2 separate regions of the Mus musculus genome follow, and region 1 is linked to region 2. A link is a loop called in an ENCODE intact Hi-C map of the cell type or tissue named here. Cell type or tissue: gastrocnemius. All regions are shown on one strand. Links, peaks and the distances in the headings refer to the core of each region. The heading gives the core; the rest is flanking DNA.

The links. Hi-C counts contacts between places; a loop is a spot of excess contacts. Peaks named below come from ENCODE experiments on the same cell type or tissue, not always from the same donor. Only the 100,000 strongest peaks of a DNase experiment are listed, where the experiment ranks them.
Region 1: a loop joins it to region 2, with 5 times the contacts of the local background. A loop is called at or near these places in 33 of 42 quality-filtered maps.

The regions. Positions count from the first base shown.
Region 1 is chr12:91,311,995-91,317,383 of GRCm38, forward strand. All of the region lies in intron 10 of Cep128 (centrosomal protein 128), which reads right to left. Among named protein-coding and RNA genes, the nearest start is that of Cep128, 70 kb to the right of the region's middle. In gastrocnemius, for the core only: a CTCF peak has its summit at 2,413; no DNase peak of the experiment used is centred there; H3K27ac peaks cover 1,207 bases.
Region 2 is chr12:90,727,042-90,732,430 of GRCm38, forward strand. Dio2 (deiodinase, iodothyronine, type II) reads right to left here. Exons shown (of 2, transcript NM_010050.4): 2 at 1-2,949. The coding sequence ends at 2,383. Among named protein-coding and RNA genes, the nearest start is that of Gm26512, 8.5 kb to the right of the region's middle. In gastrocnemius, for the core only: a CTCF peak has its summit at 2,803 (motif pointing right); a DNase peak (open chromatin) is centred at 2,805.

The sequences.
Region 1 (5,389 bases), core at 105-5,104, 590 kb after region 2:
AAGCGTTGCCACAAAGGGCCCAAAACAATAACGTTTTGCCCTCCGGTGTCCTCTACAGCCCGTGCATACCTAGAAATACTGCCTTACAAAATGTATGAAGAGGACCCAAAGGCAAGGCAGTATCATAGGTAATGTTAAACCCATGGCTGCCAACACAGCACCCAGGACATAGCATACGACAGTGCTCGCCAAATGAATATCATACTAAGTGGTACTCTGAGGATACTGGATACAGCATTCATTCTTTCAATCAATCATTCATTCATTCATTCATTCCATGAACACCTAGCTTGGACTTACTATTCCTCAGGCATTGTTATAGGAATTGAGATAGGACCATAAGCAGAAGCCATGAAGAGCCCACCCTCAAAGGCTGGTTAGGGGACAGAAAGGTGACAATAGTGGAAAAGTATTGTTAAAGAAAAAAGAAATAGCCGGGCGTGGTGGCACACCTTTGATCCCAGCACTTGGGAGACAGATAGAGACAGGCGGATTTCTGAGTTCGAGGCCAGCCTGGTCTACAGAGTGAGTTCCATGACAGTCAGGGCTACACAGAGAAACCCTGTCTCAAAAAACCAAAAAGAAAAAAGAAAAAAAAAAGAAAAAAGAAAAAAGAAATAAATGTAACAAACTCAGAAGGGAAGGAGGGCATTTTTCTTGGATAGTTACTAAAGGCTTTCTGAAGTAGCATTCGAAAGGAAAGGCAGGCATAAGCCACACAACTATTTCAAAAATCAACTTCATGTCTCTGAAAACAGGAAGTACAAAAGTCCAAAGGCAGAAAGTGCAGAGCATGCCCACAGAAGGGCAGAAGCCCAGCATACGTGACAGTGATGGCTCTGACTTCCCTGTGGGAACATGACTGAACTTGCAAAGGCCATCTCTCCACCATATGAGTTCAGGAGACCAAAATCAGGTTATCCCACTTTACACCGAGCATCTGTACCGCTAAGCCATCATGCTGGCCTGAGGTCACTGTAACTGTCCTACCATTCACGAGGGTGAGAATAACTGAACACTGCAGTGAGAAGAAACCAGGAACCAGATTCAAGGGACTTTTAGTGTGAGGCTTTTAAATTTGTTGTAACTGTGACAAAAGAAGAATGTGACATCATCTGCATGCCACGCAGGTGACAAAGAGGTAAGACTTGAGGCCAGCGGCCTTCTCTGTTTGCACAAGCAGAAGACAGCAGCAGAGGCAACAGTCAGTAGCAGTTACAAAGCCGATAGAGCCAACTTTCATAATTATTTTTAAATCAGAGTTGACAAGGTGTGAAGAATGAGAGAAAAACAGACAACAAAGACAGCAGACACTCAGTTCTCAACACTTAAAAGTGCATCTAACATCAGGATGATTATCCGTCTTCCTTAGAAGATGCATGGTCTGTTTCTTGTCTTTCTTTGGATGAAAGACACACAAAAATTAAGCTCCAGCGCCTTCTGAAGAAGCCCGTAGGTCAGAGGGGGCAAGAACGGGAGAGCAGAGCTGCGGGGCCCAAGTCTGTGCAGACACTGCGCTGTGAGCGTCAACATCAGTGTGACTTGATCCTCATCCAAGCGTGGCCGGAGAGGCCATGGAAACCTCATTCTCAGGTCACACGTTCTAAGCCTGTGTGCTTTCTCCCATCCCAGCTCCATCAATTGAGTAAAGAACCTTACAGCTCTGAACAGGGCTTGAAAGCTTCACCGCAAATGGACGATGATTACAAATAATTTGTTCCTCCCCTCCTGAGCAATAATTAGAACCTGTTTCAGTATGTGACAAAAAGAATTAACAGATCTTAATAATAGAAATCAATTAAATGCACTAAGCAGTAAACCATGTCTGTTTATCAAGGAAAAATGAGACTCACTGAAGGAAAATTGAACAGTGCTAATTACAGGAACAAAGGTAAATGGTACAAGGTACAAAAGGGGTCATGAGTAAGAGAAAGACACAATGTTAGGAAAAGGCTCGTGTGAGATGCGACTATAGAAAACAGGGGTGTCTAGGATGCTGGCTTAAAGCTCGGACACGTTAAAGTGGAAAAGAATCAGGAATATATATAAAATTAACTCTCATATCAAAAGCTGGTCTCCGCCTTTCTGCAACTAAACAGACTAACTCCTTCATAAAGGAAAGGATGGGAGGAGGCAGGGAGTGAGGGAAGCCTGGATCCGGAGTATTAAAGCAGCAACAAGTGAGCTCCAGACTCCACGTAGCATATGTAATCCCTGAATTTTTCCAAACAGTGTGAATCTATACAGTTTCAATTTTAAAATGACAAATAATGATATTGTTTTTAATTGTGAGACTGATGTCAAGGACAGTTTACAGAAATGCTAAGAGCTGGGATGTATAGTCTGTAGGGAATCCATCTTAAGCCAACCTGGAGCTTGAAGAAATAATGCCTACTGATGGTTCAATACTGACGACTAGTGGTCAAAAACAATACACCAAGTCCTTAGCCAGCGTTTATCCTACCACCGTTTTTTATCAACTAAATTTAAAACACTAGACACAAACGACATGAAAGTTTTCATTTGAAACATTCAGGAAAAAAAAGAAAAACACTAAGGAAAAGAACAGAACTGTATCCAAGGTCCCTTACGTTTTTATTCCGAAGCCCACATGGTGAGCACACGTCTGAAGTCTCAGCAAGATCAAGAACTCCAGATTAGCCTTGTTATGTGTTAAGACTGTCCATTATTTAGATAGTGTTCCAAAACAGAATCTACTTGGGATCTGCCGTTGAACTATAGAAGAAACAAGTCTTTGTGCCATCTTATCTACAATCTTGGAACTGAACGATCTCCCACAAATACTGTACCAAAGAGGTCTTACTTGTAGAATCCATATACCTGGGGTAACTCCATTCTAAGCTTTCAACTACTATGACATACTGAAATAGCAAACAATTCTCCTAATAGCATGAGACTTCAGATAGATGAGCGTCAATATAATGTCAGGTCTAGCAGCCTGCTATGGGGATCGTGTTATTTATATAATATTAAATTGTGGTTGATTATGTTCATAGGGTTCTAGCTCTGACATTGAACCATTTCATATTAAATCTCAATGAAGTAGAGTTCACCTTCGCCTGCTCTGGAAAAGCCTCTTAATGGAGATCGTCTCTCCCAAAGTGTTACATGCAGCAAGGATCATTTACATCTGAAAATAACGCTCATCTGCTCAGCAGCTGTTGGCAGCATAACAGCATACTACGTGAATGACCTGGTACTTGGAGTCCCAGGACAAGAGTAGACGGGAGTGACCTGGTGTTTGGCAGAGGAAACCACATTCTAGGGAAGAAGACATACAACCACACAAGCAAGCAAGCAGCGGCTACAGTTTGTGTAATATGCCATGGCACTCAAGAGTGAGGCACTGGGAGGCTATGTTAGAAAGAGAGGAAGTGTACAAAGTCCTACCTGATGATGGCAAGAACGTCAGGTTCGCTAAACTGGAATGTAAATGAATGAATGAATGCCCCGATAAGATAGGAAAAACCACTCTGGTTAAGGCAGCTTTGCAGAATAGCATATTCAAGTAGGTAAGCTTAAGTTTTTAGACTAAAGCTGGAAAGATGGCTCCGTTGGTCAGGTGCTCACATGAACATACAGACAGAGATACATTCCCTACAGCACTCAGAAGAAAGACGGGTTCAGCAGCACATGCCTATAGCTACCGATGAGGTCAGATTGGGATTTCCAGGGCTTGCTAGCTGACCAGACTCTTGAATGGGTCAGCTCTAAGTTCAGAAAGAGATCCTGTCTCCAAAACTAAAGTGGACAGTGATTAATGACACCTGAAACTCCCTTGGATCTCCAAATATACACACATGTGCAGGCACACCTGCATGTGCTTGCTCACGCGCGCACACACACAGACACACTCAAATGTACACACACTTTTTATCAAATGATTTTATTTATTTATATTCTAAATGTTGCCATGTACAGACATTGTTAAAAATGTGTAACATCCATTAAAGATGGAAACAATCTAAAACTGCAAAGTCATAATCTAAAACTGCAAAACAATCCATAGAAAAGGGTAGCAGGAAAAAAAGATGACAGATAATAACATTTCCAACATATCAATACGGCTGAACTTACCTAATGAGGTTGCTTTAAGGCCAGTGGTAAAGTTCTTATGAGGAAAGTGGGAAGAAAGATTAAAATAAAGAAAACAAAAAGCATGCACAAATACAGAAACCTTGATAGAAACTCACTAAGAGCCAGGCATGTGGTGCATGTCTTTAATCCCAACACTCACTCCAGAGATATAAGTACAAGGAGACAGCTCTCTGCGAGTTCAAGAAGAGAGCTACACAGTGAGACTCTGTCCAAAAACAACAACAACTATAATAAAAACAACCTACCACTATGTAAGCTTTTAAAAACAACTGACTGTGATATTAAAATATTCAAGAAACCACAAACACCAACTAAAAAAGGCAATACTGACAAAAATTACGGAGGTAAATTGAGCCTGATATATTAAATAGGAATACAGGAGAATAGAAACAAAATTGACAAATGAGACCTACACAATTTACATAAGTATCTGTGTCTCCTACAGATTCACACACAAAATGTTGGACCCAAGCAAGGGAGAAAATCAGGTACTGGTTTTATTGAGTCCTTAACCATGAGACCAAAACACCAAGGAACTAGGTCCAAATGCAAGTGACAATAAATTCCAAAAAAAAAAAAATTAAAAATACTTTGTTTTTTAAAGCTAGGTTTAAAAACTATGGTTGGCCAGTGGTGGCGCATGCCATTAATCTCAATACTTGGAAGGCAGAGGCAGGTGGGTCTCTGTGAGTCTGAGGCCAGACTGATCTACAGAGTAAGTTACAGGACAGCCAGAGCTACAGGGAAACCCTGTCTTGAGGGGAGGAAAAAAAAATATATATATATATACACACACACACACATACATACACACACACACACACACACACACACACACACACACACATACACACACACACATATGCATATAAAGAGATGCTGAAAATTCCAAACAGACATAGAGAAATTTGCAATAGTCACTATAATGGATTTAGAAGGAAAGTATCCTAAGAGAACAGCACATCAAAACATAGTTTGGTGATAAATTTAAAGTATTTATTTTTAAAGAAACACATTTAATGCCCAAGCCTAGAAAATAAAATGGAACAATCTTTTTAAAATAGAACAGGTCATAGGTCTTTTTTTCCATGAAAGTGGGAAAGGTATATCTAATAATACTAATGACTATAGCTGCTTTATAAATCAATACGCTGTATAAACCAAGTCTGCAGCCATCTAAACAAGAGCAGGAACAAATGACTTCATGCTCGCATTCTTACTAACATTAAAGAAATTGACATTTCTCCTAAACTGAACCAGAAAAAGTAAA
Region 2 (5,389 bases), core at 57-5,056:
TAAATAGGTTATACAATTACAGGCTTATCATACCTGGGAGACCAACCCATTCTACACAGTGTAAGATTCCTGAGCTCTGCTAATCACTTTCTTCCTGGGCCCTTCAAGGGTTTTTCTTCCAGTGTTTTGGACATGCTCTATTGAACACGTCTGCGTCCCTGACAGTCAGCCTAGATCTTTGTATAGTTGCTTCCTCTTCTTCCTTCCTCCATTGGCCTATTCTCCAAAAGGCAAATGGTACACGCACACAACCTTCTCTTTCTTTAAAAATGTAGCACAACTGGGTGATTTTTTTTCCCCATTATCCCTTTTCCCCAGACAACTAGCATGGCGTTAGCCAAAACTCATCCCCCCACCCACTCTCTGACTTTCTGCTTCGCTATCACACGTGGAAACCAAAGGGGTCATTTGCGGACGACGGTGTGGGTGTGGGGCAGCCAATTTTCCATTTTACTTCTTTAGGGAGCCACATCAATCGCAACAGCATTTTGAAGATGAAGATGAGTGAGGGATCGCTCATAAGCCTCAAGTGAAGGCCTTGACATCTGAAGAGTCTGAAGTAATCGATCTTCAATATGATTCTACAGAAGTTCATTAGACACTGTTGCATTTTGGGAATTCACTGTGTTTCCTTGTGGGTGTGTCTTTTACAGAATTTAAAACACTGGAGAACTTAGATGCTGCCAAAAACATTAGCCATAGTGCTGCTTCCATGACTAAACAATATATGGGTTAGCGATCTGACTTATTTCTTGCTCCCATTTTTAAAAACAAGACTCTTGTTTTATGCATACCCACTTCCTATTTTCCACATTTGCGACAATATATTTTAACAATGTACTTTTAAATTTCAATTGTCTTTTTCCAAATAACTCAATATTATGGTTTAATTATTGAATGGAATAGACATAAGACCCTTGATTTGGCATGTAACTATAACCATATGTTGAGATCTTAATGTCTTTGAGTTTAAAAAATAATTACAATACATTGGTTGATCTGTTGGTGTGTTTTGGTTTTGGGTTTTTTGTGGAGTGTTTTTTATGTTGTGATCTTTAGGTATTGCTTGTAGGTACAGCTGTGTCTCTTGTATTTTAAGAGATATGTATTCATATCTAGTTTTTATCATAGGTATGTACACAGCTATTAAGTGTCAACTAATGGGTTAATCCCAGTTGAACAAAAAAGAACCAAGTCCAAATTCAAATGTCAAAGGAAATTCCATTTAACCAAATTCCTGTGGTACCAAGAATAAGCTTGTGTAAGCCCTCAAAACTATAGGTAGAGATTCTCAGAATAAATTGCTCTCATGTTTATGTGAAGAAATCCCTTATCATTACAGTTCTTTTACTGGAGGAGAAGGCAGAAACTGAATGGTTAGTGTACCTGCCTCTTACACCCTTCACTCAGCACCCAAAGAAAACAATGCTACAGAGGTTAGGAATGGAGCTGGGTGTAGCATTGTGACTGTAGGAATTTGGCAGGAACAACACATCAGCACCAGACCCCCTGGAGTTTTCTCTGAACGGATATTATCCACTGAAATGGGTATATCTCAATTAGTCCCATAAAGTACTTCTCTCCACATTAAAAACGTTCACCTATCTTTGCCATCGCCCACTTCCTTTCAGTGTAGGAATATTGCTACACATCTCCTTTCCGTGTGCATCCTGCCCGTGCTACTTTTAGTTATCGCCTTTGTTTTCCCAGCTGTGTACATGCCTCAATGCTGATGCTGTTGAACAACACTCATTACCTACAGCTTCCAGGTAAAAACACTATGCGATTTCCTCATCTTTCTGCTTCCTCTGTCTTTGCTTGTCACACTTGGGAATTCGGGGCTACAGAGACTAACCGGGACATTGCATGGCTGGAACTAACACTTCAGTCCTAACTGCATGGCATGGCTTCAAGATCACATCGTAAGTATGTATCTGGGGGACTTTCCAGTTGGGTTTGTTTCTGGTGACTAAAGCTGAGACAATACACTTAATCAGATCATAGGTAGTAGCTCCCTTAACAATAAGTATTCTGAGAACTTATGGTCCTCTGGTCCCAGAGCACACGCAGGACAGAATCACTTCTTTCGCAAGCAAGAATGAATACAGGCTGCAACAGGGTTTCTTGCACTCCAGTTTGGATCAATTCGCTCAGAAGGGAGGTAAAAGGGCTGCTATTTAGCCAGATGTCATTTGTGTACTAGAGAAAGTATTGAGATGTTAAGAGGTTCAAGGTCTTCTGACAGGTGTGTCCCCGTCTTTCGGTGAGGCAATGGGATTCAGTTGAAATAATAGATTCAGTTCAGTTCTCAACTTCTTTTACATATTTCTTTAAAATAATAAACTCTATTACAATCACACTTGTATCCAGCTAATCTAGAATTCATCTCTTGCTGAAATTCTTCTCCAGCCAACTTCGGACTTCTTGTAGGTTATAGCTGAAGGGGCCCTTCCCTCCTAAGTAAGCAATTTTCCGTCTCTGCACGATGCACACACGTTCAAAGGCTACCCCGTAAGCTACGTTGGCATTATTGTCCATGCGGTCAGCCACAACTTGACACTGGGGCGGCAAGGAGAAACGCTCCAGGAGCTGGTGAGCTGCTGCACATCGGTCCTCTTGGTTCCGGTGCTTCTTAACCTCAAAAGACAGAGAGGAGTCCCCAGGCACTGCCCAGCCATCCGAAGGGTGAGCCTCATCAATGTATACCAACAGGAAGTCAGCCACCGAGGAGAACTCTTCCACCAGCTGGCGGAAGGCTGGCAGTTGCCTAGTGAAAGGTGGTCAGGTGGCTGAACCAAAGTTGACCACCAGTGGGCGCTCTGCACTGGCAAAGTCAAGAAGGTGGCATTCGGCCCCATCAGCGGTCTTCTCCGAGGCATAATTGTTACCTGATTCAGGATTGGAGACGTGCACCACACTGGAATTGGGAGCATCTTCACCCAGTTTAACCTGATGGTGAACAGAGAAAAAGAAAAAGAAAAGAAAGAGAAAAAGAAAAAAGAATTAGCACACTAACACACTGCTGCTGTAATTTACTCTAAATAAAATGGGAGGGGACTGTGTGTGGATGTGTGTGTGGGGGGGTGTGGGTGTGTATGTGTAATGCATACTTATGAGTAAAGACTAGTCATGTCAGGCAATATAAAGGATGGTCAAGAGAAAATAAGTCTTTCATTCTTAATATTCATTAGTGGTAATTTTTTTCCATCTCTAAAGATACCAGAGTTAGCTATTTTCATAAATAAGTTGATTCTGGTTTTTTGTTTTGTTTTGTTTTGTTTGCTATTCTTACTTTTCTGTCAGTGCCTAGCAAGCATTATAGAATGAATGATTAATTGAGTTCGTTTTAAAAGTTAAAAGTAAATGGTTCACTTTAAGATAAATTATCTTGGTTTTGAAATAGAATGTCTCCTTCTGAATTCTAAAAGACTCAGGAAAGACCGGAGTTTTTACACACAGGCTTAATTTATTTTCTCTTTTCCCTCTTTTAAATAATAACTCCATTTATTTATTTACTAACTTACTCATTTAGTCTCCCCCCCCCCTCTCTCTCTCTCTGTGTGTCTGTCTGTCTGTCTGTATGTATGTATGTATGTATGTCTCATAACACTTGTGGTAGTCAGAGGACAACTTGTTGGAGTCAGTTCTCTCCTTCCACCATGTGGCTCCTTGAAATTCAAACTCAGCTCATCAGACTTGGCAGCAAGCATTACCCAGGGTGCCTGAAATGGCAACCCAATCTAAGTTCTTTCAAACAATGGATTAGAATACAAGTGGGTTCTGTGTCTGGGCAGAGCTGGACATTCTCTAATCCATCCTTTGTAAGTGTGATTCCTCCCACTTGTTCTGGTCAGTGTTTTCCCATCTGGAAAAAGTCAACCATCATGGCTGTTTTCCTTATGTGGATCTGGAGAGTGGGATGAGAATAGGAACTCTACATCTGACGGTGTGTAGATACGAGCCGCCATTGTCAGACATTACCCCATCATATGAGACACACTGCTACTCCTCTTGAGACATCCCATGCTCAAGATTAGAAAATAAAAATGAGCGAGTTGTTCTGTGAAGAGATTTATGCTCCCTTCTACAGGGTGCGACCTCTGCAGGTTCCTGTGACCACTGCTTACATTATACACACTATGGCTGGAACCTCAAATCTGCCTTTGAGAATCAAATAAGAAATTTTTCACTTTCCCTGTATTTGGGGTTTTCCCCTCAGTTTTATCTAGGAAGACCCAAACAAACCATGGATTTTTGCCATAGGATAAGTGATTAACAGAATAGTAAGTATTCAAATACGAGGCATGTTGACTTAAATTGTTCCATGCTCCCCCGCAGCACATGGTTTACATAGTTGATCGTAGAATTCTGAAAAGTTAGTGGCCTTTGGATCTGTAAACTGATAATAAAAAGCAGGCAACAGAAAAGAGCCAATTACTTCATTCTGAATTAGCTCAATTGGATTTCCCTCTAGGATGGTTTAATCAAAGCTAATACCATTAGGGACAGCTTACAACAGTTCAATTGATTTTTATACACTATCCTTAATATTACAAAACTCTTCCAACTGGATTGACTTTCTTCTCTCATATAAATAGTCACATATAAAACTGCTGTTAATTGAAGCCACTTAAAAGTGAATCACAGGAGAGCAGTGGGAGCACGGATGTAAAGCACCCAGTGGTCTCGTTCAGGTGCTTTAGTGTCACAACGTAGCTATTTCCACCGAGAAAGAATCAAAGTTCCTTCTTTCTCAAAACTTTTTGCAGGGCAGGTGTGAAATAGGTACTATTCATTGTCCAAAAGTAATTTTAAAATCATAAACTTGGATTTTATTTAAATAGTATATTTTGATCTAGTAGCAACCAGCAGTCATGTGTTACTTACATGAATAATCTTGGCCATTTTATAATCAACATTAAATAGAGAAATCTCATAATTTGCCTATGACCAGGTGATCTCATTGTTAATCCCACTCATCTTTGAAGCACTAAAGTACACCTTAAGCTTAAAGACATATATTTGAAGCACGTGATGAGCTTCAAAGTCTTGGGGTCTCTTGGCACACCTCCCAGATCAGGATCTGACTCCCCTTTGCATAGCACAGTGTCTCCAGGACTGCTTTGAATAATATTTGCCGAGCAGTGTTCCTCGACAGCCAGATATAAGAAGGTCTGGATGTGTTCTGAGGTGTGTGTTATAGAGACTTCTTGTGAGGTCACACACCCCTACACAGAGGGAAATTAGTCTCTGCACTGCATCCCAGTGAAATAGTCCCCTGCAATTTGGAGCCATCATTACTTTGGAGCCATCCCTTTAAACGACTGTGTGGTCTTGATGAACAGGCTAGCATCTCCCTGGTTCTCACACACGCAGACCCTTTGATCCT